Regions from separate parts of the Mus musculus genome. Here region 2 is linked to region 1. The links are chromatin loops, found by intact Hi-C in ENCODE. Cell type or tissue: heart. All regions are shown on one strand. Links, peaks and the distances in the headings refer to the core of each region. The heading gives the core; the rest is flanking DNA.

Region 1 (8,324 bases), core at 107-8,106:
ACGCTTGTACCTGGTGCCCATGCCAGGTACCCATGGAGATCAGAAGAAAGTATCAGGGGTTACAATTGCCACGTGGGTGGGGTGCTGGGAACCAAACCCAGGTCCTCTAGGAGAGCACCCTGTGCTCTTAACCTCTGGGCCATCCCTCCAGCCTCCTATTCTGATATTTTTTTTTTTTGAGAGAGAGGGCCTCTCATAATGTTGCACAGGCTGGGATAGTGAGAAATTTTACAGTTTTGGTTTCTTTGAAAAACACAGAAATATTATAAGACAATGTTTTGGTCACTTTAATCCCAGGTGTGGAAGATGGGGCAGCTTTGTTCCCAGTGTCCATGGCAGCTGACTATGATTTGTCCTGTGCTCTAGCAGGGGCGTGATTGTGCCAGCTGCAGAGAATTTCTGTAACTGTGTGGCTCTGGAACACTGGGGACTTTTCAGAGGGTATACAAATGTGAAAGCCCCAAGAGGGGTGGGGTGTTGGTTAGTGATTCGTTGCAGTTTGCTATGTAGTTACGCACAAAGAAGATACACAACAAGAAGAAATTAGATATCCTGATGGCAAAGATCAAAGCTGCCTGCAAGGAACTCAATAACTCCTAATCAGCAGGAAATATTCTAAACCTATTGTGGCCCCCTTTTCAATCCCTGACTTTATTTAAAGATCTCTTTCTTCCTTTCCTCTCTGTTTTTTTTTTCTTTCTTATCTAGTTTTAGGGGATTGAAATATTGGAAGAAAGAAGAACCCACAAAGTATCTACAAGCTGGTCTCAAATTTGTTCATCTGAGATGACCTTGAAATCTTGTTTATCTCCTGAGTGCTGGGGTGGGGGAGGGGGTGGGGCCAGCTGTGCACCACCACACCCAGCTTGTGAGAAGTTGGAGACAGAACACAGGGTCCTGTGCAGTCAGATAAAGAGGTGTCCTACTCAGTTACCAGCACTGTACAATAACTGAGCTCCAAGCTGAGCCCCAGTACCAGACTTTGGGCCACTTCATTATGTATCTTTCCTGTCTTGAAGTCTGAGACCCACCAAGTGGGTTCATCTTCCCATGGCCGGAGGTTACAGACCATCAGACATGAGTCAGTATATAAACTACAGGTCTGGCCATTTTTCCTTCCTAACAAAGTCTATTATTTAAAAATAAGAGAAGGAGAAGGAGAAGGAGAAGGAGGAGAAACAGAGTGGCCCCACACTTCCTCTGTGACCTTAGTTTAACAAAGCACACATTGCTGTGACACTGGGACACTATTGAGAAATCTCAGACATGCATAGCCTGAGCACAAGCCTGTGTGTACAGGACATTCGCCACAGGAGCCCTTGACTTCAGACGATGCTAGGTGTGCCTCCTCACCCTCCAGCTTGTGTGAGGCAGGGTCTGTCTCAAAAAACAAAAACAAAATTTTTTTTGGTCTTTTTTTTGTTTGTTTGTTTTTGTTTTGTTTTCTCTGTATAGCCCTGGCTGTCCTGGAACCCACTTTGTAGACCAGGCTGGCCTCAAACTCAGAAATCTGCCTGCCTCTGCCTCCCAAGTGCTGGGATTAAAGGCATGCACCACGCCCGGCTAATTCTTTTCCACCGATTTCAGTGGGACTGAGAGCACACCATGTGCCACATGCAGGATTGGAGGACTCCTGCCTGAGAAGAGGTCTTGAGCAATTACTTGTCTTGTTTAAAGATTTAATTAATTTTTTTTGGGGGGGGGTTCTAGAGACAGGGTTTCTCTGTGTAGCCCTGGCTGTTCGGAACTCACTCTGTAGACCAGGCTGGCCTCGAACTCAGAAATCCACCTGCCTCTGCTTCCCAAGTGCTGGGATTAAAGGCGAGTGCCACCACCGCCAGGCTTAATTTTTTGAGACAATGGTTCTCTTGTTTATCCTGAATCTCACTTTTTTTTTAAAAAAAAGATTTATTTATTTATTATATGTAAGTACACTGTAGCTGTCTTCAGACACTCCAGAAGAGGGCGCCAGATCTTGTTAGGGATGGTTGTGAGCCACCATGTGGTTGCTGGGAATTGAACTCAGGACCTTCAGAAGAACAGTTGGGTGCTCTTATCTGTTGAGCCATCTCACCAGCCCCGGAATCTCACTTTTTAAACCAGGCTGGTCTCGAACTCTCAAAGATCCTACTCCAAAAAGACAACTGAAGTCTGGACTCTGGTGGTTTAATCTTATATCCTGTTGACTGACCCAAGAGGTTGATGAGATGGCTCAGTGGGTAAAGGGGCTTGTCACCAAATCCGAGTTCCATTATTAGGAGAGAACCAATACCTGTAGGTTGTCTTGTGATCCCACACATGTGCTGTGCATGTACAAGTGTGCCCACACACAACTAAATAAATGTACTAAGAATTGAAAAACAACAAAGCAACAGAGAACCTTTTATTGAGCAGTGGCTACAGGCACTACTGTCCCTCTATGGAAGGTTGCAGCGAACTGGGCTAACTAATCCTTGGCCTGATGGAACATTTACTTATCTGTTTTTGTTTGTTTCATTGTGTTTTTTAGCCAAGTTCTAATATACCTCAGGCTGGCCTCAAACTTGCTATACAACTTAGGATGACCTTGAATCCTTGCTCTGTCTCCATCTCCAGAGTCCTGGGAGACTGCGCCTCTACACTCAGCATCTGTTTTTGTGTGTTTTGAGATGATGTAATGTTGGGTGTCCTGAACTTCGCTCTGTAGACAAGGCTGGCCTCAGAGTTACAGAGATCTCCCTGCCTTCGACTCCTGAGTGCTTGGATTTTAAGGAGTGTCCTTACTGGGAGATCCACCCAAGCAGAGGCAGCCACCCTCCTGGGTTTTTCCCTCGCAATAAATCTCGTGTTAGGTTTGTTGTGTGCTGTGACTTTGTTCTATTTCTTGGCTCCCAATTGCCAGGATCTTTTGGAGCACAGCTGAAACACTTTGGGGAACCACCTCCACCCCTCCCCCTGCCCAAGCAGAGCAGATACACTTCTGTGGGGGGAATGCCTTTCCCTTCAGAGCTGCAACACTTACACTTCCTCCACTGAAGAGTGGGAAGGAAACCCAGGGAGGAGTGTTTCTCTAAGTCTCGCAGCTGGCTGTGGATGCTCATCAGTTGGTAGCTTCTGCCTAGCACACAAGAGCCCTTAGTTCCGTGGTCAACATTGCATGTACACCTGTCACCCCACCACCAGGCACTTTGAGGCAGGAGGATTCCCCCGAATTCCAAACCAACCATGGTTACAGTGTGAGACCCTCAATCAAAACCAAAACAGGCCGGAGAAATGGCTCAGAGTTGTGCACCCAGCGCTTACAAGAGGAGCTCACATCCATTCATAACTAGTTCTAGGGGACCTGACCCCTTCTCAGCGATTCCCAGGCTAGCTCGGACCAGTGCGACTTGATCGCAAGACAAAAGAAGCATTTATCTTCACAGGCTTCAGGAGTGCTCGGGGTAGCAGTGACTACCATTTGGCAGAGTCCCCGCTCCCTACTCATTTATTCAATCGATGAATACTGAGAATGGCCACGAGCCAAGTGACAGACGGGGTAACTAAGGTTCAAGGAGTGCAGGTGCGTGGTCCCCGTGCCACAGGCTCCACACCCAAAACCTTCTGGAGAGAGCCTCAATCAGCACCTAACGAACATCCAGCCCTGAAGCCCGGAGGTGAGGACGTCGCATGCGCGCATGCGCACCGCTAGGCAGCAGTTGGGGCGGGGCCAAGTTCGCGAGCCCAGGTCCTTTAGGCGGTTGAAGGCCCGCCTCTTCGCGCAGGCGCACGGCGAGTTCCGCCCTCCCGCTTAGCTCCCAGTGCTCCGGTGCGGTTGGCTACTTTCCGGGAGGAACGCGCGCGCCTGCGCCGGCGTCGGACTCGCGCACGCGCATCTGTGCCGGCGTCCGGCTCGCGCACGCGCACCGCAGCGGTGGCGGCGACGGCGGTTCCTGTCCAGGGGTCTGAGAGCGGCGGTCGGCTTTGAGGCGAGCAGCGTTACGGAGGGGCGCGGCGGCGGCGGCGGCGGCGGCGGCGGCGGCGGCGGCGGCGGCAACTCAGAGCTCAGAACCGGCGGCCCGGCTCTGCTTTCGGAGGCCGACTCGGAGCCCGCCCGGCTCTCAGGGCGGCGGCAGCGGCTACTCCGGATTACGGCCTAGGCCTAGCCGAAGCCTCGGGCTCGAGTGCGGTGAGGCGCCCGCTGAAGGCGCGGCCCGGGCGGCAGGATGAGTGTGGAGGCGTACGGCCCCAGCTCGCAAACACTCACCTTCTTGGACACTGAGGAGGCCGAGCTGCTCGGCGCCGACACCCAGGGCTCCGAGTTCGAATTCACCGACTTCACCCTTCCCAGCCAGACGCAGACGCCCCCCGGCGGCCCCGGCGGCGCGGGAGGCCCGGGCGGAGCGGGCGCAGGCGGCGCGGCCGGCCAGCTCGACGCACAAGTGAGTTGAGCGGCGCATGGCGGCGCCGGAAGCCGGGCGGGCGCGGGAGCTGCGGCGCTAGATCCCAGTTAACCAGCCTTGGGCCCCTGTGAACCTGAGCCAGGTCCCAGTTAGACGGCGCTGGTCCGAGCTACCGGCTTCAGGTCCAGTTAACAAGCCTGGGTAACTGCTTCCTGCTCTGGCTCCTTAAACATTAAGTCCCTATTGGCCAGCTCCAGTTACCCACCCTGGATTCTTGTTTAAACTGCCCAGGTACCCGCCACCTGCCCTAGGTCTCTGGTACCTTATTACCAGATCTGGTTCCCGTTACTTGCCCTTTTCCCAGATCTCTGCTTCCACCCTATTCCAACTACCTCTTCCAGGTCTACCTGCCACAGTCATTGCCACCTGACTCAGGTTCCTGCTACCTGCCCTAGTCCTTGCTGCTCTGGCCCACCCAGCTACCTACCATCTTCTCTGATTCCCAGCCTCTTGTCCCAGCTACTTGCCACCTGTCCTTTTTTCCTCCACCCTGCTAGGCTGGGCAGTGACCTGCATTAGTGTCCCTCCTGTAGCGCAGGATCTGCTCGGCTCAAGGCTTAAGCCAGAGCTTCCCTCACTCCCCTCCTAGGTATGTCTAAGGTGACCTGTCCACAGTTGCTATCCTCTGGACGGACCCACATTGCCCTCCAGGGTCACCTGTTTGGCTAGTCCAACCACCCCATCTCACCCTTTTGCCACTTCATCCACCACCCCCTCCAGCCAGGGTTCAAGTTCAAGTTTGGGTTAGGGGTTCCCTGGAGCAGAGCCAGGGTTTTGTCGCCTCAAGTGGAAATAGCCCACTTTGTGGATGGAGAGGTGACTGCCGGTTTGTTTTTCCTTCTGGGTTGCCTGTTGCTGAAACCGGTGTTATGTAACTCCTAGGCTCTGCTTGGAAAAGTTGGGTTTGAATTTTGTTCCTTACCCACAATGGGTACCACATGGGTGACTGTGCCTTGGGGAGGGGCTTTTGTTTTGAATGATAGGCTGCCGATGTAGGCATTTCAGGTTGGGCCAGGGCCAGGCCCCCTCTGCCTCCCCATCAAATGCTCTCCCTCTCTATGGCTGGCTTGGTGTCAGGCACCTCTTGGCTTTGTTTTCCTGTATTCTCTCGGGGAGGGGGGGGAGCTGCAGGCTAGAGCCACAGGTGTTCTTGTAGTCCATCTGTACTTAGGGCTAGGGAGCCACCACCAGTCTTCAGCAGTGATCTCAGACCGCATTCTGGGAGGGCCTTCAAGCTGGCTGGTTGAGTCATGCCTGTGGGTAGACCACCCACTTGGGCTCATTTTCAGCCCGAATAGAAGGAGAGGGCTGACTCAGCTCCTGTTGCGATGCGGATCAGGTGTGCCAGCTTGTTGTTTCTAGCTGTTTACCTTTAGTGTAAGGAGGTGGGGAGAGGGCAGATTGCCTGGAGGAGTGAGGTGGCCCTGCAAGCTAGTCCTCCTGTTAGTCTCCCCACTGGGTAGACCTTCCTTGTTTCCTTTGGGCCTCATGGACCTGGAGAAGGGCTGTGATGGCGCAGTTGGGGAGACGAGTGGAAGTGGCCTGCTTCATCTCAAGGTCTTTTAGCTCTAGCTAATGTGCAGAGCAGACTCAGGCTGTGCGTGTGCTCACATGGGTGTGCCCTGCTCCGCCAGTTGAAATCATAGATTGAGCCATGAGCTGCCACCCACCTGTGGCCTCTCATCACAAGGAAGGGAGGGAGCGCCTTCAATCCTGTATTCGGAGGACCTGCATCTGTGGGGAGAAAGTGAACAGAATTGGAAAGTGGAGAGAAACTCCTTCCTTGCATACCCAGGGCCCTCTGCCACCAAGAAACATTGATTTTCCTTATTTGTCCTTTGAGGTAAATGGGTCACACAGCCTTTGTTCAGGGGGTCCAAGGAGGCTGGACCCCCCACCCAGTAGGTTGAGCTCCTCCTGTTGGCCAATGGAGGTCCTCTCCCAGCTTTATTGAAGCAGGGTCATGGAGCTTGCATTTATCCCTGGAAAGCTGGCAGCACAGTGGCCTTTTGGGCCAACATCATTAATACCAAGTAATATCCTAGCATCCCGAGTCCCTGCACCCTCAGCTTCTCTTCAGCCACCAATAGTCCTGTGGCCTCTGTGGATATAAATGTCCCAGGCCCTTCCTGTGCTGGATAGATAGCATAGTATACTTGTCCTGTGTCTGTTGTGTTTGTGGCTCACTACTTTGAAGTGCAGACCAAACTCGGGGCCCTGTTATTGTTGGGCAGACACTCTGTAGGCTCTGCCTACCTCCTCACTTGCTGTCATGACCTGAGTGCCCCTTGCTGGCATGTGTTGGTGTTTTCTTTTTGCGACGGAGTGACTGCACAGCACAGACCCGGAAGGTGCTTGTGGGAGAAGTTTGTAGGGGAAGCTTGTTCTGGAGTCTTGTGTGGCTCTGGATGCTGACTGGGTAGAGATTTGACCCTGAAGTCTAGATGTTATCTCAATATCAGAGAACCCCCATTTTCTGTGCGAAAGGCCCCACTATTCATTAGAACCCTGAAGGTCCAGGTAGAGTGTCCCTGAGATATGACAGGCTGTTTTTTTCCCAGTTTTTGACTCTCAGATTCCTATTTCCTTGGAGTACTGAAAGGTGACTTTAGTTGTCATTTGCATACAGGCTTGTGGGAGAAACCCCCCCTGTTCTTCTCTCCTGAGCACTGCTCTCACCTTTCTTTTTGACAGTGAAATCAACGGGGACAGGACCCACTACTGGAGATGAAACAGTAGGGCTTTACTGTAGGTGCTGTCAGGACAAGGACTAGCGAAGAGGGAACTGTAGTGGTGGTGGTGGGGCTATGGGACTGGGTTGCCCTTGTGATGTGATGGAGACCCGTGGCAGTCTCCACTGTCACATGCTTAGCACATAGGACTTCTGCCATCAGTGAAATAGTAAAAATCCGAATGCTAGAAAACAGATGCCACTGTGTGCCCTTACTGGAGACTAAAGATTGTAATGGCTTTGGGTACCAACTAGGACTCTGATATGCTACTGTGCTCCAGTACCTATCACCTCCTGGTCTTTCTTCACAGCGACCTATCATCCTCTCCAGCTTCACTCTCCACACGTGGCTCCTTAGCCTGGTGGGCCACACCATACCTGCTACGGTTCAGCTTCCTGCATGGTCCCACTGTGGGTGTGTGGAGACCTGCCCTCGATCAAAATGCTAAGGCTCTGAGAGCAGTACTGTGGGAAAAAGTGAGCAAACCAAAAGAGACTCTCCTTGCCTCTGTGAGCCCTCCTCACTCCTGGGAACAGCTGTTGTAAAGTGAGATAATAGTTACGAACTTTTACAGAGTCCAGCAGCCACTGTGGCTCTCCTTTGGTGCAGTTCCTGGGCAGCACCTGCTCCAGTGGTCACAGGTGAGACCAGTGGCAGCCCTGAGGCCCTCACTTTGCTCATGGCTGGGACTGGCTCCACCTCTGCACCCTCAGGTGTTTCTCTGCCCCACATGACCTCTTGGCAGCCTATGGCCTGGCTTCTATTCTCAGCCCCACAGCACCTTCTTTTCCCTCTTGTATGGTGGACTGGTGGAGGAAGACCTGACCAGTGCTCATGGTGCCCACTCTGAGAAGCTGAGGAAGGTGGCACTCAGGTCATCCTGGAAGCCTTTGGGGGCACTAGCCTCTGAGTTGGGTGAGAGCATGGCTTGGATGTGCCTGGGGCTGCGGGCACTGTGATCTGCCCTGGACAGAAGGGCCTTAGGCAAGGCTGAGAGGAGAACTGACAGAGGGTGGCACTGTGTGACTAGGGTGAAGCAGTGATGTGAGAAGACCTCTGGCCATGTGTAAGCTGCCTGTGAAAGGAGCCCTCTCTTTAGTGGCTGCTGAGCCCCACCTGCCCTTCTGGGCTAGTGAGAGAAGAGGCCCCTAGAGCCACAGGTGCCAGATTG
Region 2 (8,324 bases), core at 209-8,208, 50 kb after region 1:
ATCCCACTTGAAACAAGCTCTCTCACTGTGTCGCCCAGGCTAGCCTCAAAACCCTAAGATATCTGAGAAATGGTCCAGAGAGTAAATAAACACTTGCTATGAAGCCTGATGACCTCCAGGGTCCACATGGTAGAGAGAACCAACTCCCACGAATTGTCCTCTGCTCTGCAGCGTGCACATACGCACTGTTGTACACATCTGTCCCCAAATCTATCTATCTATCTATCTATCTATCTATCTATCTATCTATCTATCTATCTATCTATCTATCTATGTACATATATATAAATATATCTAAAAACACACACACATATATATGCACACACACATACATATACATAAATACATATATATGTATGTGTATGTATGTATGTATGTATGTATGTACAGGGCTTGATTCACCTCCCTCAGCTTTCTAGGAGATGGGATTTTAGGTATCTGCCTGACCTGCTTATCCCTCCTTGCTTTTTTTTTTTTTTTAAATAATTTTAAACTCATTCTTTGACAAGTCATACATACATATAACATATTTTGATTGTAGTCCCTTCTTATCCTCCCTCTGGGATCCTTCAGCTTGGACTTACCTAAGTTCTCTTTTCTTTCTATTTGTGTGTGTGTGTTTGCGCATGTCCAAACCACAAGTGTGGAAGTGTGGAGATCAGAGGACAACTTATGGGAGTCAGGGTTAGACTGGGCCCCAGTAAGACCCTGTTTTAGAGAAGCCAGAAGAAGCAGGCTTCAGGCCACTCACCACTCAAGGCCGTCGCCCTGGTGCAGGGTTCGCAGGGCTGCATCCGGGTTCTGGTCGTGGAAGTAGATGGAGGCAGCCATGAGCAGGAAAGTGGTATTGGTCACATCCACACTCCTGCTCATCTCCCGATCCAGCTCCAGCACGATGCTGTCCCTGCAAGATGTGGCTGCTCACTGTGAGGCTAAGGCAGGAGTCAGCCTCATGCCTCTGAGGGATCCCATTCTTCAGGAGCGCAGAGCCGTGTCAGTCCAGGGGTGCACAGCAGTGAGCACCAGAGCGGCCAGGCCATCCTAACAGAGCACCAGGCAACCCTAACATGGTGCATCAGGGAGACCAGCTTTTGATGCTTCCAGCCATCCCTGCTCATGCACATGACAAAACAAGTTAGGAGAGGTGAGAACAGGCACTCAGGCCATCTGCGTGCTAGAGGGCTACATGTGATAGCTGAGAAACTGCATCAGAAGTGGTCAATTTCTGGGTGGTGGGAATCCTAAAGGCCTCTGTGCCCTGGCCTCGTGCTAAGCCCATGAACAGGCCTGGGTTTGGGTGAAGCAGGCAAGATCTACTCTACCCTGGGTACGGCTAGCACAGCTGCTAGGAAGGGACAGTGTTCTTAGGTCTGAGGCTCTAAGACAGGGCTTGCTGAACAGTTACCAGAGTCGCCCCCCCCCACAACGTGTTCTTTTCTGTGCTAGGAAGCCAAGGTCATGAGCGTCCTTGGCGTGATCAACATATATCTACACCCCAGCTAGGTACGGCCTGTGCAGCAGGGTCCACCACCACCTCCACTGGGCAGGCAAGGGAAGTGAATGGAGACACCAGAAGTGAGGACATCTTACCCTCTCTCTGCAGGTTGGAGCAGACCCTGGGCTCCAGCTATTTGGGCCTAGTGCCACCTGCCCTGGCCAAACCTTACCTCTGGTTCTCACTGGCAAGGTACTCAGCAAACATGCGCACAGCCTGGAGTTCTGGGGCCGAGGAGGGTTTGATCTCATCCAGGACCACGCCATACTTCCTCTACGGTCACAGGTGCATATCAGTCCTTCCTACCTAAAGGCTTTATATTCCCAACCCACAGCCCACACCACCAGCACACTGCCCAAGACAGCAGTGTCACATGCATCTGCAGCAGGCAGCAAGGTGGCCACGTTTGTTTTCCCTGCTGTAGCTGGGGACATGTGTCAGCAGGGTGGGGGCAGAGGGTGTCTGCTATGTCCCACCTTCCCCCACCTGGCAGATCTCTTGCTGACACCCACAGCTACTTCTGGAGCCACCTGTCCCTTGCTGTCCTTTCTCAACCAGGCTGCTTTCAGAGTTGCAGCAATCCCCTTCCTCAGCCTTCCAAGTACTGTGTCACCATGCCCTGTTGGGAAGATCACAGCCACACAGAACCACACAGAGTGTGCGACTGACCTAGGCACAGGGTGGTGATGCAGTCTGTGGTTAGGAGGCTGTTTACCAGGCTCCTCCTGGGGCACCTCAGCCCTTGCCCTGGGCCAGAGTGAAGAAGACCTTTTCAGAGGTCACTAGGAATATATCTTTTTGAGCAGCATTTTGTTGTGTAGCCCAGGGTACTTTAAACTTGAGCTCCTTCTGCCTCAGGCTCCCAAGTGCTGGGAAGACGGGCCTGTGCCACCTTGCACAGCCTGGGGCTGTTTTTAGAACACAGAAGTGAAAATACACCTTGTGTTTTCTGTAGGTAATGACGAAGCCAGGCATGGTAGCACAAGGGAGGTGGAGGCAGGAAAGGAAGGTCATCCTGGACTCCATAGTGAATCCAAGGCCAGTCTAAGCTATGTGAGATGGCTGCCAAGCCTGATGACCTGAGTTCAATTCTCAGGACCACACATACTTAACCCTCCCCGTGATGAGGCATCCTGACAGTCCCCTGGCCTGGCTGTCCACGGCTTTCCTGCATAATACTCTGTGCCCTTCCCCAGGCTGTCCACACTCACCTGTGCGAGGTATGCTCTGTATAGGAAGACATCCCTCTCTACTTCCCGCTCAGGACTGGAGAGCTGTGAGAAGATATGCAGAGTGAGGCTGGGCAGCCTCCCTGCTAGGCTCATAGCTCTGGGTCTCAGCTGGAATCCAGGAGACCCAGAAGCCCCAAAGCCTCCAGAGGGCACCCAGTGTGCAAAGCCCTGATCTTCTCTCAACTGATGCGAGCCCAAGGAGGCTCCGCCGTCATCCCAGTATCACAGCGTCATCCCAGTATCACAGCGTGCAGTGCCACTACGGCTACAGCAGCAGCACAGCTGCATGCCCCAGCCCTGTTGGGCGCTTTACAAGCTCAATGAATTTGGCTTTGATTTTATTATTTTGGGAGTTTTGGAGACAGGGTTTCATGCAGACTAGGCTGGCCTCAAACTCACTACATAGCTGAGAACAAGTTGGATCTTCTTGCCTCTTGTCCAGAACCTTAACAAAACAGCTTTTTAGCCTGGTAAGGACAAGCCTCCACATAGTTTACCTGAGCCATGCCCCAGCCCATCACAGCCCTGACTCTGTTTCACATTCAAAACAGGCAAGTCTAAGACCACCACTTTCTACACCCATTCTGCCATTTCCTGGCTCTCTGTGCTGCCTCTGTTGCCAAGGCTACTATACCTAGAAAGCCTGTAGTTCCACCAACTCCATCCCTTACTGAGCCCAGCAGGAATGCTGTTTTCCACGAGTGCACAGTGAAGAATGAGTGACAGGTGATTCTGTCAACAACACACACAGGCTGTTGCAAACACGGGTCACATCTTTAATGAACTAAAGACAAGCTGAGCATTGTGGCACAGGCCTGTCATCCTGCATCTGGGAGGCTGAGACAAGACTGCTACATCTAGGGACAGCCTGGGCTATATGAAGCTGCTTAAAACATAAAACAAAACCAGGGCAAGGATTTAGCCTGTGGAGCATTTGCATCGAAGCTGTGCTTTGGCTGTGCACACTATGATCCCAGCACTCCAGAGAGCAGGCATGGCCATCAGGAATTCAGTGCTCTTCAGCAACATGGGGAGTCTGAGGCCAGCCTGGGCTAAAGGAGACTGTCTTCTTTTATAACCAAACTTCCCTTTTGGGGGGAGTGGGGGAGGCGAGGAGGGTACAGTTCAAGACGGGGTTTTTCTGTAGCACCCTGGCTGTCCTGGAAGTCGCTATGTAGATCAGAGTGGTCCAAAACTCAGAGACTTGACTGCCTCTGCCTCTGGGTGCTGGGATTTAAGGCACACCAAGCTACCTCCGGTTTAGGACTATTATTAAGACAGATTACAGTATTACCCGAACTGACCTAGAACTGCTTATGAAGATCAGGCTGACCCTAAACTTACAGAGATCAGCCTCCCAAGTGCTGGAATAGAAGGCGTGCACCATGATGCCTGACTTTAGACACTTAAAAAAGGGGGGCGGGGGGGGTTTAAAAACGAAACAGTAAGAGGTTTTATGATGGAGCTAGTGGCGCACACCTGTCACCTCACCATTACCCTGACTTCAGGTCAGCCTGGGCTATAAAGTGAGCCCCTGTCAATCAACCACCAGAAAGTTGGAAGCTTGGCACAGGGGTGCACACCTGTCATCCTAGCACTGGAGGGGTGAAGACTGGAGGCGCAGGACCTCAAGGTTAGCCTCGGTTACAGAGTAAATTGAAAACCATCCCTAATTATAAGAGAAACCGAGTCCTCGGACCAGAACCTCAGAGCGCGCCGGAAGCTGCTCCGCACGCTGCCCACCTTCACGCGCTGAGCCTCGTTGATGCACTGCTGGTAGCTGCCGATGTAGAAAGCGTTCTTCACGTCGAACAGCTCATCTACCTCTCCGGAGCCGCCAGAGACCGCGCCAGGAACCGGAGGAGCCATGTCACCGCACCTCTAACCAACCTTCTTCTGGGACACGTAGGCCGGAAGCAGGTCCCCGTCGTCAGGAACTCTGGGAAACGTAGTTCTATGGGACAAATCAGAGGCGATGAAAAAGAAACCTTGCAAAGCCTCCCGAGAACTATAGTTCGGATTCCGTCAACAAACACAAGGCCTTCAGAACCAAAACACTGAAAAGCGGTCAAAGCTCGGATTGGTTGAAGGATCTGGAGAGGGTCTCTCCGTGACGTCACATTCCTCCGCCAACGTCCTCTCACAACTTTTCCAGGCCGGACTGCGCCGGGGTGGACGTGACGTAGCATTCACGCGCCGGAAGCACTCATTTCTAGGTTCTCTGCCCGGGTCTGGAGCATGGCGGGGTTCGCTGAGATCGGGTTGTCGTCGTGGCTGGTAGAACAGTGTCGACAGCTGGGGTTGAAGCAGCCCACGCCGGTGCAGCTCGGGTGCATTCCGGCCATCCTGGAAGGTGAGTTCTCGCCTTTCTTTTAATGCCTTTCTTTGCCCGCTCTTCCTTAGCCCCACTTGGGTTCCAGGAATCAGGACAGCATTGAGTGTTTCGGGGACCCTGACCCGCAGCATTGACATTTACGCTGCGACCGACTCGTGTTCATTATCACACAGGTGATGGGTGGCACCTCTTAAGTTTTCGTAGCACCCGAGCATAGGGAGAGATCGGTGAATGACTAAAACATGGCACTGAAAAAAAAAAAGGGTAGAGCTGGCTTTGACGTAGAAGCCGTCAAACTCCAGGTAAAAACCAATGCTCCGTGTTTGTGTCAGTGCTCTTCGACCCAGTTCACTTTTGCCATTAAAGAGGCGTCCTTGGAGCCGGACGTGGTGACTCTCAGTCATCTCAATACTGAGCAGGTGGAAGCAAGAGGATCAGGAGTTCAAGGTGATCCTCAGTTTGGTAGCAAGTTGCAGACCAGCCTGGGCTACCTGAAAATTTGTTTCAAACAAGCAATTATAATAATTGTTGGAAATTAGATAATAACACGTTCAAGGGACTAGTGGAAATGAAACAGTTTTAAATATTCAATTCTGGAGAAAGGGGTACCAGCATAGAGAAAAGGCAAAAATAGCTGGTGTGGTGATTTCAAGCAAGTTTTTGAAGCCTTTCCCCAAATATGGGAAATTCCTGACCTTTTCTTCCATAGACCTGCAGGGCTTTTCCCCTCCCCAAATTCCCCATCCCATTGGTCCATTGGGGCCCCAAGTCTTCTCTAATGAATAGTTTGGGTCTTGAGGCTGCCTCTCTTCTATTCTCTTTTCTTTCTTTTTTTTTTCCCTTGTTTTTTTGTTTTTTTGAGACAGGGTTTCTCTGTATAGCCCTGGCTGTCCTGGAACTCACTCTGTAGAACAGGCTGGCCTTGAACTCAGAAATCTGCCTGCCTCTGCCTCCCAAGTGCTGAAATTAAAGGTGTGCGCCACTACTGCCTGGCTGCCCTTCCTTTCTAATCATGGGCTCAGTCACATAGCAGAGCACCTGTAACTCTCCGAGTCTTAGACTAACTAGGGGAGAGAAGGACCCAGTGCCTCCAACTCATCTGTAGCTCTAGTGAACTGTAAGCTCACCTCGTACTAAAAGCAGACCATACCCATCTATTTCTTACAATAATGAGGGAATGCCCAAGGGACCAATCATGGCCCTTGCTCCACACTGATGCTGCTTTGCCATCTGCCTAGGTCGGGACTGCTTGGGCTGTGCAAAAACAGGAAGTGGCAAGACAGCAGCCTTTGTGCTTCCCATCTTGCAGAAGCTGTCTGAGGACCCTTATGGCATCTTCTGCTTGGTTCTGACACCCACCAGGTGAGCCTCCCCACTCAGCCACATGTGCTTTCTTTTTTTTTTTTTTTGGTTTTTCGAGACAGGGTCTCTGTGTAGCCCTGGCTGTCCTGTAGACCAGGCTGGCCTTGAACTCAGAAATCCGCCTGCCTCTGCCTCCCAAGTGCTGGGATTAAAGGTGTGCGCCACCACGCCCAGCTCCACATGTGCTTTCTTGACCTGTCCGAGTTGCACTTTGCTCTTGTGTGAAATGGGGTAAGAATCATTCCTCTCTTGTAGGGTTGCAGAATCAAGCAGGGCTAATGGTGTGTGTGAAACATTCCTAGCACTCAAGAGGGAGCTACCAAGTCTAACAGCTAGGGAAACAAAATGATATCCTTGGGCCAGTAAGATTGCTTAGCAGGCAGAGCCATTTGCCTATAAGCCTAAGTTCAGCCCCCAGGGACTCACCTTCAGGGTGAAAGGAAAGAAGTGACTTCCACAGATTGGCCTCTGACCTCCATTGGAGCGCCACATCATGCATGTGCACACCCATATAGATAAAGAAATGTAATAAATGTGTTTAAAAGATATTGTAGCTGGGCTGTGGTGGCACACGCCTTTAATCCCAGCACTTGAGAGGCAGAGGCAGGCAGAGATCTGAGTTTGAGGCCAGCCTGCTCTACAGAGTGAGGTCCAGGACAGCCAGGGCTACACAGAGAAACCCTGTCTCAAAAAACCAAAAAAAAAAAAAAAGCTATTGTAGGTATATAGGTTCCATTGTGCATAGGAGAGGCCAGCAGCAGGGAACAGAAAGGATGCTGTCAGCATCTTGAATATAGGTCTCAAATATCACACAGAGGATGAGATTGCGATTGTGTTTACATGTGGGTCAGGGTTAACATCAGGCACCCTCCATTTCTCCCGCTGTGTTTTATTTATTTTTATGTATATTTTTTATTAGGTATTTTCCTCATTTACATTTCCAATGCTATCCCAAAAGTCCCTCATACCCTCCCCCCACTGTGTTTTATTTTTTAACTCCTTTCCCCCACCACTCATCCCCCAGAGCCTGCTGTCCTGGAGCTCCCTCTGTGGACCAGGCTGGCACTGACTCACAGAGATCCTTCTGCCTCGGCCTCCTGAGTGCTGGGATTAAAAGTGGGTACCACCACACCCTGCCAAAGGTTTGATTATTTATATGCCATGGACAGAAGAAGGTGTTGAGTCCTGTGAGAGACAGTTGTAAGCTGCCATGTGAGTGCTGGAAATTAAACTCAGGACCCCTGGAAGAGGTCTCAGTTGCTGAGCTGTCTCTCCACCCCCGTCTTCTATTTATTTCCTTTTGGATTTTCTAGGCAGGGTTTCTTTGTGTAACTGTGGCTCTCCTGGACCTCACTCTGTGGACCAAGCTGGCCTCCAATTCACAAAGATCTGCCTGCTGTTGCAGGATGTTTGATCACACTGTGAACCCTAAGATTGTGTTATTTAACTTGTCTTTAGTTGTGGTGTGGCTCAGCTTTAGCACACATCTTTAATGCCTCTGATGTCTAATCAGAGACATGCCCTTAGTACACTGCTTTAATCCCAAACAATGTAAGTAAAGTTAGTTTGTAGAAGGAAGTACCCATGTTTGAAAGTGATGTCTAATTGAGTGGCAGACAGTGAGATTTGACAGAGTAGCACATGGCCAACTCTCAGGAGAAGAGGAATGGGAAGCTACGTGAGGGGCAGTGCAGAGAGGAGGAGGCAGTTCTCCTGGGACAGTTGTGCAGAGGCAGGTTGCAGGGAGAGAACAACTCTACACAGGTGAAGACAGACCGAGCCAAAGAATCAGGAGCCAGAAGATTAGAACAGATTGCCAGAATTACAGAATTACTATGAGGCCGAGCGGGGCAATTCAGGAGAAGCGGGGGGGGGGGGGGGGGGGGGCCTCATAGTGTGA

The links. Peaks named below come from ENCODE experiments on the same cell type or tissue, not always from the same donor. Only the 100,000 strongest peaks of a DNase experiment are listed, where the experiment ranks them.
Region 2: a loop joins it to region 1, with 6 times the contacts of the local background. A loop is called at or near these places in 3 of 42 quality-filtered maps.

What each region holds. Positions count from the first base shown.
Region 1 is chr8:70,348,854-70,357,177 of GRCm38, reverse strand. It overlaps Upf1 (UPF1 regulator of nonsense transcripts homolog (yeast)), which reads left to right and starts at 3,899. Exons shown (of 24, transcript NM_030680.3): 1 at 3,899-4,400. The coding sequence starts at 4,185. In heart, for the core only: a CTCF peak has its summit at 1,901; DNase peaks (open chromatin) are centred at 3,757, 4,297 and 5,096; H3K4me3 peaks cover 3,592 bases; H3K27ac peaks cover 4,369 bases.
Region 2 is chr8:70,299,079-70,307,402 of GRCm38, reverse strand. It overlaps Ddx49 (DEAD box helicase 49), which reads left to right and starts at 4,951. Exons shown (of 13, transcript NM_001024922.2): 1 at 4,951-5,080; 2 at 6,301-6,424. The coding sequence starts at 4,966. Cope (coatomer protein complex, subunit epsilon) reads right to left here and starts at 4,636. Exons shown (of 10, transcript NM_021538.2): 1 at 4,471-4,636; 2 at 2,707-2,769; 3 at 1,668-1,768; 4 at 752-904. The coding sequence starts at 4,596. In heart, for the core only: no CTCF peak of the experiment used is centred there; a DNase peak (open chromatin) is centred at 4,902; H3K4me3 peaks cover 2,499 bases; H3K27ac peaks cover 1,918 bases.